Regions from separate parts of the Homo sapiens genome. Here region 2 is linked to region 1. The links are chromatin loops, found by intact Hi-C in ENCODE. Cell type or tissue: left ventricle myocardium inferior. All regions are shown on one strand. Links, peaks and the distances in the headings refer to the core of each region. The heading gives the core; the rest is flanking DNA. Region 1 overlaps CALCRL-AS1 (CALCRL and TFPI antisense RNA 1). Region 2 overlaps CALCRL (calcitonin receptor like receptor).

What was found. Peaks named below come from ENCODE experiments on the same cell type or tissue, not always from the same donor. Only the 100,000 strongest peaks of a DNase experiment are listed, where the experiment ranks them.
Region 2: a loop joins it to region 1, with 4 times the contacts of the local background. A loop is called at or near these places in 20 of 110 quality-filtered maps.

The regions. Positions count from the first base shown.
Region 1 is chr2:187,303,424-187,310,426 of GRCh38, reverse strand. The region is part of intron 2 of CALCRL-AS1 (CALCRL and TFPI antisense RNA 1); the gene reads right to left. Among named protein-coding and RNA genes, the nearest start is that of CALCRL, 140 kb to the left of the region's middle. In left ventricle myocardium inferior, for the core only: no CTCF peak of the experiment used is centred there; no DNase peak of the experiment used is centred there; H3K27ac peaks cover 1,192 bases.
Region 2 is chr2:187,433,445-187,440,447 of GRCh38, reverse strand. All of the region lies in intron 1 of CALCRL (calcitonin receptor like receptor), which reads left to right. The region is part of intron 2 of CALCRL-AS1 (CALCRL and TFPI antisense RNA 1); the gene reads right to left. Among named protein-coding and RNA genes, the nearest start is that of CALCRL, 11 kb to the left of the region's middle. RefSeq lists a silencer at 5,032-5,326. In left ventricle myocardium inferior, for the core only: no CTCF peak of the experiment used is centred there; no DNase peak of the experiment used is centred there; H3K27ac peaks cover 2,742 bases.

The sequences.
Region 1 (7,003 bases), core at 1,243-5,242:
TTAGAACTTTACTAGATTTGAACAAATAAAAAATTGTTGATCATTATATTGCCTTCTTTCAAAACAATATTATTAATTCAATGTAAATTAAAATTATATTTATAGTATTTGTTACTGTTCAAAATGATCAATAATCCTGATGAATTTTTAAATTATTCAATTTATAAAAGGAAATTGAAGAAAAAAGAGGGGTATATGCTGAAGTAGAGAGAAAGAGAAATGTCATACACATAAGGAAAAATCTGAGAACATCCAGGTCTTCAGCAACAAATTTCAAATTTCAAGTATAAGAGAATATGCAGGTTAAGTGGAGATTTTTTAATAAAAGGACAAATGAGCATTGATGTGAAAAACAAAGCCAAACATTGTAATGTGACTAACACTTTCACCAGGAATTCTTCTAATAGGATAGATAAGAGGGGGCAAATGAACTCAATTTTCTCTCAAAGAAATACACAGAAATATTTTGCAAAAGTTCGATTATGAAAAGAGTAAAAGAAGGAGGAGATAGGGAAGACTGAAATTTCATGCCAAAGGGCCTGGACAGATGATAGTTAAAATCACAAAAGAGAAGGGATAGTGAGAGAACATTGAAAAGAAAACAGATGGTCTGAGATCAAATATTGATAATCCATAGCAGAAAAGTTATTACTATTCATTATAAAATTATAACATGAGTATAGTGTATTCTGTGTCAACAACGTTTTTATTTGCATGTTGGCCCATTTAAGTTGGTAGGTAATAGGAATGACTACACAAGAACAGTGAAAAGCTGAGGTCAACCAAACAGTAAATTATAATTTAGACAGGAAAAAATTAGAGAGCATCTAATACCATTTATATAGTACTACTCTGTGCTCTGTACATGATGCTAAGTTTTCTAAATCTATCTTTTAAATCTTCACAATAAATATTTTTTAGATAGGCATTATGACTCCACTTTGCAAATAAAAAAACTGAAATTCACAGAGCTTTTGTAACTTTCTTAACATCACATAACTAAGAAATAGCAGACGTAGCATTCATCTCAGATGTGACTGCATAGAAACACTTAATATATTAAAAAGTCTTAGCTCAATAAAAGCTGAGATATCTTTCTGCAATAGTAAAACTCAAATGTCTTGGACACTCATTCCCCTTTTAGCACTGTACACTTTTTGTTAAAAAGTAAATGAATCAAAAATAACCTATAAATTCTATGAACTAAGAAAAAGATATGGTTAGGTAAATTCGCTTATTTAATGTGGTCTATATTTTAGATACTCTTCTAAGTACTTTCCAATGTAATCTTCACAACTTCTCTGATATTACAATAATTTCATTCCTACACTTGTCTTTGCAATACTCAAGGTCTCAAAGACAGAAGTAGGACACAAGGTCTGCATATTTCTCTCCCCTCAGATGGAGGAAAGTGACAATAATAATAGCAGCTAGCATTTTGTGTAATGCTTCTATATAAGATGTATCCTAAGCACTCTACATACATTAACTCAGTCAATCCTCACAATGACATTATAAAGTGGGAAAAATACTATGATCTTTATTTTATCAATGAGTAAAATAAGGTATAGAGTAGTCAAGCAGTTTCCAGAAGGTTACAGAGATGAAAAGCAACAGATCCAGAATGTGAGTGGAGGTACTCTGGACTAACTGTTCAAGTTAACTAACTAGCGTTAGCTAATGGTCTCAACCAACAAGGTCTCAGAAGCCTGCTGAGGTCTGGGCTACAGAAAATGTTCATTTAAAGAAACAAAACATAAGAACAGGATAAAGAGCTACATTTCTACTTGTGCCCCACTCCCTACCAACAAAACCAAACAAAGTACAGAGAAAATTTACATAAGCTTCTATTTATATTTTATGCATTTTTTGAAGTGTATGAGGGAAAAACAGATTTTACAAATATTAAAACAAAGAGCAGTTAAACTAAAAACACAGCTAACTCTTGTTAATATTTTTATATTTAGCACTGAAATGACAAGAAAGACTATAAGAATTTCTAATTTTACGTGTTCCAAGCATGAATTTACCTAAATATTCAGACAAAGAGAAGAGGAAGAGAAGACGCTCTTTTGTTTGCTGGTGAAGTATGAGAACTATAGTTCTGAAAATACAAGTATCAATGAAATGTATACTGTTTATAAATGCCACATAAAATTAGTCCAGGATTTTGTTTGTTTGTTTGTTTTACTTTCTGAAGGCAAAGGGGTGTGGTTTTGTGATTATCTCTATGCTTTTCTTTAATTAATTAGGGTTTCTTCCTTGTGGTGCAATAATGATATAAAAATTTTGAATCACAATTTTACACGGGTATAACCAACACATTAAAGAATGACTGAATTCTTAAAAAATTGTTTCTGCTAAATATAGACTGACAATTGAAACATAGTATATAACATCTGTAATTTCATTTATAATTAACGCTTAGGGTCCAAACAAATATCAGACAAAGCAACACTGCACGCATAACCATTCACTTCTTCCCTAAGTCAGGTACTGTGAGAAGTTCCCTTAATGTGATTAATTCCACAGAACTCATATTAAAGTTATTCTGGTTTTAGCAGTTACTAAACTGAACTAAACTATCTTTCATCTCCTGCACTTTGCACATGACCACTGAACAAAGCAAATTCCAGAGCTGATAACATCCTTATTCTTGGCTGTCTCTATTTAAGTAAAAATATTTTTCTATAGATGATAACACGGCTTTCTGGGAAACACCAAAAATAAAAGAAAGCTGGTAATAGTATCTATGCTTTATATGAAGGAGAGTCTTTCTTTCACTCTCTTTATTTCTCTCTATTTCTGTTTCCATTTCTCTGTCTCCTGAAATCTACTATGGTTTAGCAGATCTTACATTTTGCCAGTGTCAGATTTTGAAACAAACATAAAGAATATTTCTTACATTCTTTGCTATGATCCTAAAAAATGATTTTTTTAACCTACATTAATTTATAAGTTAACTCATACTTTTACATTTATAATGTATTTGTATTAGTCTGCTTTTATGCTACTAATAGAGATATACCCAAGACTGGGTAATTTATAAAGGAAAGAGGTTTAATGGACTCACAGTTCCACATGGCTGGAGAGGCCTCACAATCATGGTAGAAGGCAAAGGAAGAGCAAAGTCACATCTTACATGGTGGCAGGCAAGATAGCGTGTGCAGGGGAACTCCCCTTTATAAAACCATCAGATCTTATGAGACTTATTCACTATGATGAGAACAGCAAGGGAAAGACCCACCCCCATGATTCAATTACCTCTCACCGGATCCTTCCCATGACACGTGGGGATTATGGGAGCTATAATTCAGGATGAGATTTGGGTGGGGACACAGCCAAACCATATAAGTATTACTTTCAGGTTCTCTTTGGCAAGCCATCATTTGTAGGCTAAAGAGTACCCTTAAGATATGTTTCATGTGGTTAATGATTTTCTTGAAGATATCAAAGAAGCTGGATTTTATTGATATATCCATTTCATTAACTGACTCCTTATGAATTAGGGCAAATATTACTTCCTCAGAGCAATCTTTTCAAACACCTTCTTTAATGATTCTTTCTGTCCCTCTTTCTCATCCAGTTACTCTCCACTGTATTGGCCTGTGTTATGATTTGGCTCTGTATCCCCACCCAAATCTCATCCTGAATTGTAATTCCCAATATTGGAGGTGGGGACTGGTGGGAGGTGATTGGATCATGTGGGGGTGGGGGTTCTAATGGTTTAGCACTATCCTCCTAGTGCTGTCTCATGATAGAATTCTCATGAGATCTGGTTGTTTGAAAGTGTATAGCACCTCCCACTTCACTCTCTCTCTTCCTCCTGCTCCAACCATGTAAGAGGTATTTCCTTCTCCTTTGCCTTCCACCATGATTGTAAGTTTCCTGAGGCCTCTCAATCCATGCTTTTTGTACAGCCTGCAGAACTGTGAGTCAATTAAACATTTTTTCTTTATAAATTACCCAACCTCAGGTAGTTATTTATAGCAATGTGAGAATGGACTAATATAGAAAATTTGTTTTCTTCAATCATTATTATTTTTAATTCATTTGCTTATATGGACTGTTTGCACCTACTAAAACGTAACCTCCATAAGATCAGGGATATTTTCTGTCTAATAATTGCTGTTTCATTAGTGTCTCATGATAGGAGCTCACTTCAGCACATGAATGAATAAATGAATGAAAATACTAATTATTGGTGATTATGATGTGGAATATTTTTTTGTTTTAGGTATCTGATATCATTCTTATTTGCTGCACATCCCCATAATTTTCTACCTATTATCTTGTTTCACCAATTATTGGTGGCAACTTGTAAAGATATGCCAGTCAAGTAAAGTGTATGAGCATGAAACTAAAAATCAATATAACAAATTGTGTTGTTCTAATGGAAAACACTAAAAACTTCATGTATTTATTTATTGACTCAACACTTATTTATTGACTACTTCATGTCAGTCAACTTGCTAGGTGCTATGGTTACAGTATGTATAAAATAGATAAACATGCAGAGAGTGTATAGCTTTATGGAGCTGAGAATTTGTTTTGAGAGGGGTGGAATATAACTACCAATCAAATAACTAACATTGTATAGTATGTTATAGAAGGGGGAAGATAAGTGGTGTCTTACCTTACCTAGAGAAAGAGGAAGGAGGCTCAATAAGGCCTCTCTGAGGAAGTTATATTGAGAATCAGCTCTCAGTCAGCCAAATCAGCAAGTGAGAGGCAGTAGGAAGATTGTTCCAATAAGGGGATCTAAATTTGGAAATTCAGTTAAACTTGAGATCTACTAATGAATATACCCTGAATAATAAAACAGCTTACTGTACATATACTATATTACATTAAAATATTTTCTCTAAATGATTATGCATAGACACAAGTACATTATAGATAACCAAAATAATTTATTAGTAGTATCTTCCAACTATCCTACAGAAGAAAAAATGTTTATAAGTGTGCCTTAATCCTTTTGATCTCTTTGTGCTATTATGATGAGGATCATCTAATGGTATAATTTTAGAACATGAAGCATACTTTTATTAGCAGGAGGTCTCCTGTCTTCAGAAATGGATCTGTTTTCATTTCCATGAAGGGAGAATATGGACACATAGAATTCCCACAAAGTTACAGGAAATCAGAGAATTCTCATTGACAGCTTATCAAGAATAATCATTTGGACAACATTGGGTTAGGAAGATAAATGCTTCCCATTTTAGGTAGATACCTTAGCACAAATTGCCAATAAAGGACTATGGCCTGCTGTGGTGATTTAAATGAGTCATTTCTACTCCTTTGTGTTACCCCTCTTTTCATAACCAAATGGTTCCAAGACACCAGTAAGATAACATTAGCAACGTGGACAACTTTCATTAAGGGATTGTCCTTCTGGACATCATTCAATGAAAGATGTCCACATTGCTAATATTATTTAAATCATTTAAGTCACCACGCATTTGAATCACCACAGCAGGCCATGGTCCTTTTTTGACAATTTGTGCTAAGGTACCCATATAAAAGATTGTCCTTCCGGACATCTTTTAATGAAATAAACTAATATTTTAATAACAAAATAATTGTTTTACTATTCCTAATTATGATTTAAGCAAACAAATCCATTCTCTCCTATTAGAAATTATCATAGATTTCAGATCATTAGTAACTCTTACTATGAACTATGGGAAAAAATGGAGACAAAACTTTCAAATTTTGTATTTTAGGTTGTGCATTAAAATGTGGGAATATTCTTGTCTAAAGAAACACAAAATCTGAAAATATACTATGATAGTAAATATAGTTAACATTTTTCTAACATATATGAGTATTTTCTTTTTCACTTTAAATGTAGTTGAGATTTTAACACAAGAAAACACTGAAATAATGGATATTTTAATATTGAAGAATTCAACCCAGATTTTTACAAGAAAGATATGCTTCCTATAAGGCAGAAGTGTTCCATTCCCATTCATATTGACTAAATATAACGTAAGATATGGGCTAGTTCAGAGAGTCATATTTTGTTTGAAAGAGAAAAAACCTTTAGCCTTCATCTAGATCCCTATAGTATAGCAGAAAAAAATAAACTTAAATATTAGTATAATTATGAGATATTCTTCCCTTTTTGGCATTTTATGATAACCTTAGAAAAACCTAAAAACCACAGTTTTTTATTTAAATGCACATATTCCTCTAAAGTGTATGAAGTGAGATATTTTTTCTCCCGAGAACACTTTTGTAAGCTTATCTTCTTCATCCTTTGTGGTACAGATAAATAGAGGCTTTATAATTTTTCCTTTCCTTTTGGCTTGGAGAACTGGAGCACCTTGCAAAGATTTGCAGCTGGCAAATCTTTTCTTAGGTTAATGAATATTCATCACCATTTGCAAAGATAAGAAAACCCTCAGTTCTTTTAATGCATAAGAGAGTTTGTCTCATCCCTAATGACTGCTTCTTGCTTTTGAACACTGAGTTACACTGGTAGAGAATTAATAAAAGAAAACTTCCCTACAAAGTATAGACAGAAAAAATGATTGAGTATCAGCCGTTGCAATTATAAAAACCATTTAATAATTTATTTTTTAAAAATTTTACAGTTGTAAATAATATTCTGCTGTTCTAGAATTTTGTTGTCACTTACAAGTACAGTGTATTGCATTAACATTAATAGGTATTCATCTTAAAATCACTTGAATGAATTCTGAAGTAGACTAAAAAATGCTCCCTTTGGACTTCAGCAGAAGAAACTAGTAGAAGACCATACCCTTAATTATTGAAATTAAGGTGTGCTTCATTGTCAATATCACCAGAATTTAATGGCAATTAATGTTCTTATTTGCTCTTCTGAGTAGAGTCACCAAGTTAATTATAATTACAAGTGTAAAACAAGAAGCTTTTAAAAAACTCTTACTATGTGGATATTGTGTCTAACATCAGTAAGGTTTTGGCTAATGGTATTTTTGAATTAAAAAAAGATAGATTAAAAAACCCACTGCTGTAA
Region 2 (7,003 bases), core at 1,421-5,420, 130 kb before region 1:
TCATTAAATCTAACTATGATGTAGGTCTTGAAATGGCATGTGCTTTTTTAAAAGAAATAAAAGATGTTAGATGTTTACACTCTGACAACATTCTACCCCTAATTACTCAAAATAGTTTAGACTTCAAGGCTTGTCCTACATTCTGGTCTACATTTTTCCTTACAGAAATAGTTGCGTGATGTTATCAACATGGAAGGGAAACAGTCTTTATAACAGACATGCTTTTTTTTTTCGTCTGGACATTTTAGTTCAACCTAATATGCATATGGACATCAGTTACTACAGTATATCCATTCCAGTTTAAAAACTATTTGCAATGAAATTAAATTTTGGGTAAGGAACAAAGATCATTGTGCATCATATAATTTTATTGATATAAGATTATAATAGTAATATAATAATAGTATGAGGGAGTATTTATTTGAATAATTTCTAAGTTTATTATTTGTCTTTTTCTCTACATTACATAAGCATCACATTATCATCTGAGTATGAAAAGAATGCTAATCTTCCTTACTTATGGACCTATAGATCTTGTATTCCAGCTTTAAATGTCTCTTCTTCCATTTATCAAGTCCTTCACCTCTAGACAAGTTTACTTACTGCCAGTACTTCTGATTTCATTTGCCACCAATTTAAAGAAAGAGACGCACATTTTCTAAAGGAGAATTAAGAATTACCTGTGGGTTTCTTTCAACTAGCATAAAATGTTCTTATTCCAGATATCCATATACCTAAGTCCCTCACCACCCTGCCATCTTGCTCCAATGTGAACTCTTCTAAAGAGCTTACATCGATGATTATTTAAAATCAACCTACGTCTATACTACCACAGACCTCTTTTCTTTTTTATCTATTTTAGTTTGTCCTTTTTTCCTGTAATACTAATCATCTTGCACCAATCTACTATAATTTACATATTTACTGTTTTTTTGTTGGTTTTTTGTTTGTTTGTTTGTTTTGTTTTGTTTAGTATTTAGTTAGTTAGTTATTTGAAACACAGTCTTGCTCTGTTGCCCAGGCTGGAGTGCAGGGGCATGATCTTGGCTCACTGCAATCTCTGTCTCCTGGGTGTGAGCAATTCTCCTACCTCAGCGTGACCACACCCAGCTAATTTTTGTATTTTTAGTAGAGATGGGATTTCGCCATGTTGGCCAGGCTGGTCTCAAACTCCTGGCCTCAAGTGATCCGCCCAGTCTGGCCTCCCAAAATGCTGGGATTACAGGTGTGAGCCACTGCACCCAACCTTGCTATTATTTTTTATTTTCCAGCCACCCACTAACACGTAAGCTCCAGTGCAAGGATTTCTGCCTGATTTTCATTTCACTAATATATATGAAGCACCTAGATAAGTGCCTGTATATTAGGTGCCCCAAAACTGTTTACTAAATATTTAAATGAATAAATGAATGAATGTTTCTTTATACTAGAGTCTAAATCACAGAAAACTGGATATTGGCTTCATGTGAGTTTATATATTATTCAAGAGATGCCAGAGTAAAATTACTGAAGGTGTTAGAATCACTGTATATTTCCAAAAAGAAAATATTCAAAAATTAGTTTTCATTTTTTTATTCTTACTTCAACCTAATATGTATTTCTTCACTGACTTTGAAAGGAAAAAAGTTAGTAAAGATGCTTCCTGTAATATACTTAGTGTTCAGATTTTACTAAATTCCAAGGAATGACCTTTCACATTAGGGTAAATGAGAAGATTGCTCAGTATTTTAACATAAAATGTTGAAGCCTTTCCCCAAGTGGCCACACAATGGCTAAAACTGGCAGAATTCTTGTTGAAACTGGCTGACTTGCCAACTCTTGCCTCCCAACAAAAGCCTTATTCCGTTACTTATTGCCTTTCTGGACAATAGCACTAAAGAGCCTATACAAGGAGGAAAAAAAAAACAACTTAGCAATGAAATTGAGGGAAAGAAAATTAATCTTTTCTAAAAACATCTATAGCAGAATACAAATTCTGTTTAATTGCCAAAAAGTTTTACGTCTGTTTGGTAAACAGACATGTTTGTCAGTCTGTAATTTATTAAGCTTTTCAGTGTTGATGTATAAATACAGATAACTCTAAAAACAATGCCAACTGTCAATGACCTTACCTCATTGTATTGTTATGGAAGTTTTCTAAACTTACAGCCAAAGGACTCTTTTATAAATTGAAATACATATTTGTGATTAAATAAATCATAATTTGTTTGAAAGCCTCATTATGGATCTTTACACAAGTTATATTATGAATGGACCCAACTCATATTATAATAATACATCTTTTATTTTCCCATTTAGATTCCCCATTTGTTTGAGATTCAGTGTTAACTTTATTGTTTTCTTTTAAAACAGAATTCTAATTATTCATTTACCAGAAATGTCACTATTAAGGTTTTCTTTCTTCTGAGTTCAAATATGTATGTCATTCAGTAAAACAATAACTTTACTTTGAGAAAAATACTGATTGTCAACATACATCCATAGTATTCAGATAAAATATGTATATAAAATGTGTCAAAGTTGTAATTTTACTGTTTTTCTACATATTCTCTTATCACACTACTGACTGGATTTTAAATCATAAGCAGCACACTGGTTTGGATTAAATAACTCTCTGTCTTAGATGAACTATTACTCAAAACATTTTTAAAAATTGTCAAATGGCTTCTTCCTACCACTATCCTTTCCTGTTTCTTAACTCTTATCCCTAAACTTTCTGACTTTATTTGATACAGTCATTATCAAACAACATATTTTTGATAAAGTTATTATTACAAAACATAAACTATATTTTGTTTTTAAAATTAGTCAATTTGTTCTGATAAGTTTATATATGGCAAGATAACTCAGTATTCTACAACACATTTTCTTTATTCTAAGGAGCTTAAAATAGAAAAAAAAATAGGGCTGTCTTTACAAAGACAAGAGAGTGGAAATTTCTAATCTGAATAGGCTTGATGAAATAATGTAAAAGGCACTTAAGATAAACTTTACATAAATAAAAGCCTTGAAAGAAACCCCGTCTCTACTATATGCCGCCATCACGCCCGGCTAATTTTTTGTATTTTTAATAGAGACTGGGTTTCACTGTATTAGCCAGGATGGTCTTGATTTCCTGATCTCGTGATCAGCCTGCCTCGGCCTCCCAAAGTGCTGCGATTACAGGCGTGAGCCACAGTGCCCGGCCTATATGTATCTGAGTTTTAAATATGTTTTTAAAATTGAATTTAACATTTTAAAATGTTGCACATCCTAAACTTTGCTCTTTTTGAGTAAATCCAGAGCAATGCATTTTGTTTCAGGTCTGGTGACAGTGGCTTTTACAAATGCAATGTGAAGGCTTGGGAGATTGACCCAAAAATTAATGAAATTTGAAATGGAAGGAACAAGATTAAAGAGTGAAAAGCCAACCAGAACAAAGTATATCCAAACAAAATTCTCAACTAAAGAATAGAAAGATATGACTTTAAGAACAAAATTAACTTAGTAATTATTGCTCACCAAGTTAAAAGATCAGAGGGAGGCTTGAAATTTGAAAGTAAGAGAAACCTTAAAAGAAAAGGGGAGCACATAGAATAAAGACAAGAAAAGAAAGAGAAGATAAAAGGAGAGGCTGTAAAAGAAGACAAATTAGTCCAATAAGACATTTGATTTGCTAGATTTATATAATTTGTTAGATTATAAAAATCCAGTGCTGAATCACATAAATTGAGATGCTTTGGCCTACATGGCCATGGACAATGGGCATGTCAGTGGGTACCATTTTCAGTTGACATGCAAATATCTTCCAGGTGCTTGGTGTAAACTTTTGGATGGTAAAGCCTTATCTGCCTTTTCGACTGGGACAATGGTAAGTGTTAAGTCTCAGGGTTATTACTTCTGATCAGAGCTGAAAAGTATTTATTTAAAAAATTGTGAAAAGTAAATACCACCTCCTGGGTGGTAATAACTGACTTGTGTTTCAGGATTGAACCCAATTGGTCGAGATAATTACTCTGCTTTTAAGTGGAGGGGTCATAAAATCTGTCTCAGTCTCTCAGGACCTCTACAGGTTGGGCTACACTGATCATACCACATTTAAAGCAGCAGTGCTGTTTGGTAAAGTGAAAATCTCTCTACTTATTCTGAACCTACCAAATGAGTCTGGGATGGCTCAATGGACAGATGGAGATGATGCTTAAATGATGCATGTGTGCCCTGACATAGTGTTCTCTTTTCTGTATTTTGGATGTTGTATGAATAGGGCATAATAACACAATAGAGTCAAACTAACAATAACAAAATAAGTCAGTAAGTAGGACGCATGTTTAAATCAAGTGATTGTCTTTACAAATAACTAAATAATAACTATAAATATATATTGAACTACCAATAAATAACAAGAAGTATGTAATACTTCCCATTTTAATTCTGGGCTGAGAATGATTAGTTCTGTGAGTTGGTGGCACATTTTTCCTGTCTGAATCATTCTAACTTAAAAATCTTAGGAACTTGGTAATAATCCAAATTACAAATTTGTAGACGCTTTTCACCATCAGATTCAGGGGTAAATACACACACACACACACACACACACACGCACGCACAAACACACACACCTTGATTCAAGGATTAGTCATTATTGCTGTTCCAAAATTCCTTTGTGTATATAATAATAAACTTGAAATCATATATAATTTATACATTTAAATCACATAATAAACTTTCAAATAGGATCAGTACTGTATAAGGCAGCTCCATCTCCGATCCAGATCCCTTGACCTTTCCCTAATAAATTGCATTTCATATATTTTGATACATAGATTCATAACAAATACATCATTCCTTAGGAGGGAATTATACTCTGCATACTTTTCTACAAAAACCTTTATAATTAAGAACATTTCTTGTATGTAGAATATTATGTATACCATACTGATATAGTTTGGATGTTTGTCCTCTCCAAATCTCATATGAAGGTTGAATATTGAAATGTGATTCCCCAGTGTTGGAGGTGGGACCTGGTGGAAAGGAGACTGAATCATGGGGATGGCTCCCTCATGAATGACCTAGCACCATCCCCTTGGTGATAAGTGAGTTCTCGCTTAGTTAGTTCACACAAAGTCTGGTTGTTTGAAAGAGTATAGGACCTTTCTGCTCCCTCTCTTGCTCCCTCTGTTGCCACGAGATAGGAGATATGAGGATATGTCAGCTCCCCTTTTGTCATGATTGTAGACTTCCTGAGGCTCTGCCAGAAACAGATGCTGGAGCCATGCTTATACAGCCTGCAGAACCGTGAGCCAATTCAACCTATTTTCTTTATAAATTACCCAGCCTCAGGTATTTCTTTATAGCAAAACAAGGACATTAACACATACACATATACTGTTTAAATAAATAAACTCCTGTATGCCTAGACCCAAGATTGTCCATCATGTTCTTCCCTGATTGACTCACATGGACATTCTCAGAAGTAAACCTTTATCCTAAGCTTGTACTAATCATTTCCTTGTTTTACTTTATGACTTTACCACATATGGTTTCTGGGCAAACTATTACTTTATTTTTCTGCTTTTATTTTTACTTTAATGAAAGTGGAGTTATCTTGAATACATTCTTTGAAGACTTGCTTCTTCCATTCAGCATTATGTTCTTGAGATAAATCATTGTTAATGGGTATAGCTGTGGTTCTTTCCTTTCACTATTACAGTGTTCCATTGTATGAATGTAACACAATGTATTTATCCTTTTTCCTGCTGAGGAACATCTGGATTGCTTCCACAGTTTTGATATTACAAACAATGAGGCTATGAACATTTTGTTAACATATCTCCTGGTACACATATGTCCATGATTTTTTGAGGATATATTTTTCAGTGAGATTTCAGGATCCTAGCAGTTCAAAATGCTTATGCCAATTTATACTCCCACCAACAGTGTATGAGGTTTCCATTGCGTCATATCTTTTCTAATGCTGTGTATTATTGTCAAACTTTTTAATTGTTGCTAGTCTGCTGAGTGTAACATAGCATCTCATTGTGGTTTTAATCTGCATTTTCCTTATTATGAGTCACAATGAATTTGTAAGCTAAATGAATTAAAATTTTCCTCTGAAACATTTGTTTCTAATTGAATGGCAGTGACTTAATGTTGCAGGGTTATAATTAAGTCACTTTTTGCTTGTAACTATTTAAGAGAAGGATTAAGTATCTCTCTTTGGTTAGGTGGTCCAGGGAAAGCAAAAATATGTTTTATTGCTTTTAAAATTGGATATGTATGAATAACATTTCTCATGAACAAGAACACAGATAGAAAATGTCTTGAATCTTAGCTCTAACTTTCTATTTCTCTTTATTCAAAAACTTTATCTAATATCTATCAAAATCTCCTTTGAAAAATAAAGAGAGGAAGAAAATGAATAATTCTATTCAGGGTGTGTATGTCTTCTTTTTTAAAAATTGGTTGCACATTTACAATAATTTATGAAGCTTACATATCTCCTGAGAGTGATTGTGTCTCTCTACCTATTGTAAAAAATTATTTCTTAGGCGTCAAAACATCATAGAAAGCATTGAAGTTTGTGTTTTTCACATAATTCCTCATTTTTTAATTCACTTGATTGCCTTTATAGGCATCAGCTGAATTTAACCAGTATATTTCTTCAAGGTTCTGATTTTCTCTTCATAAATATACTTAGGTTTATATATTTTTTCTTCAGATAAGTTGTTATATTTCACCATGGCAACATTATATCAAGAAAGTATAGGTGTTATCCCTATTTGCTGTATTTCTTTTCTGTGTTTTCCAGATTTAGTTGATTAGGATTTTATTGTCCAACCATTTCAGCCAGTTTTGCTACTTGAACAAAATTAGCTCTTTCTTTTGAGTTTTCTCTAGGTATTTTTATCTTTCACATTGGGGCTTAATAATGTTTTCTTTTTGTCCTTTCTTCTTGCCTATTAATCCATTTTAGTACATAATTTAATACCACAGATAACCGATATTTTTCAGAAGAGGTAGTAAA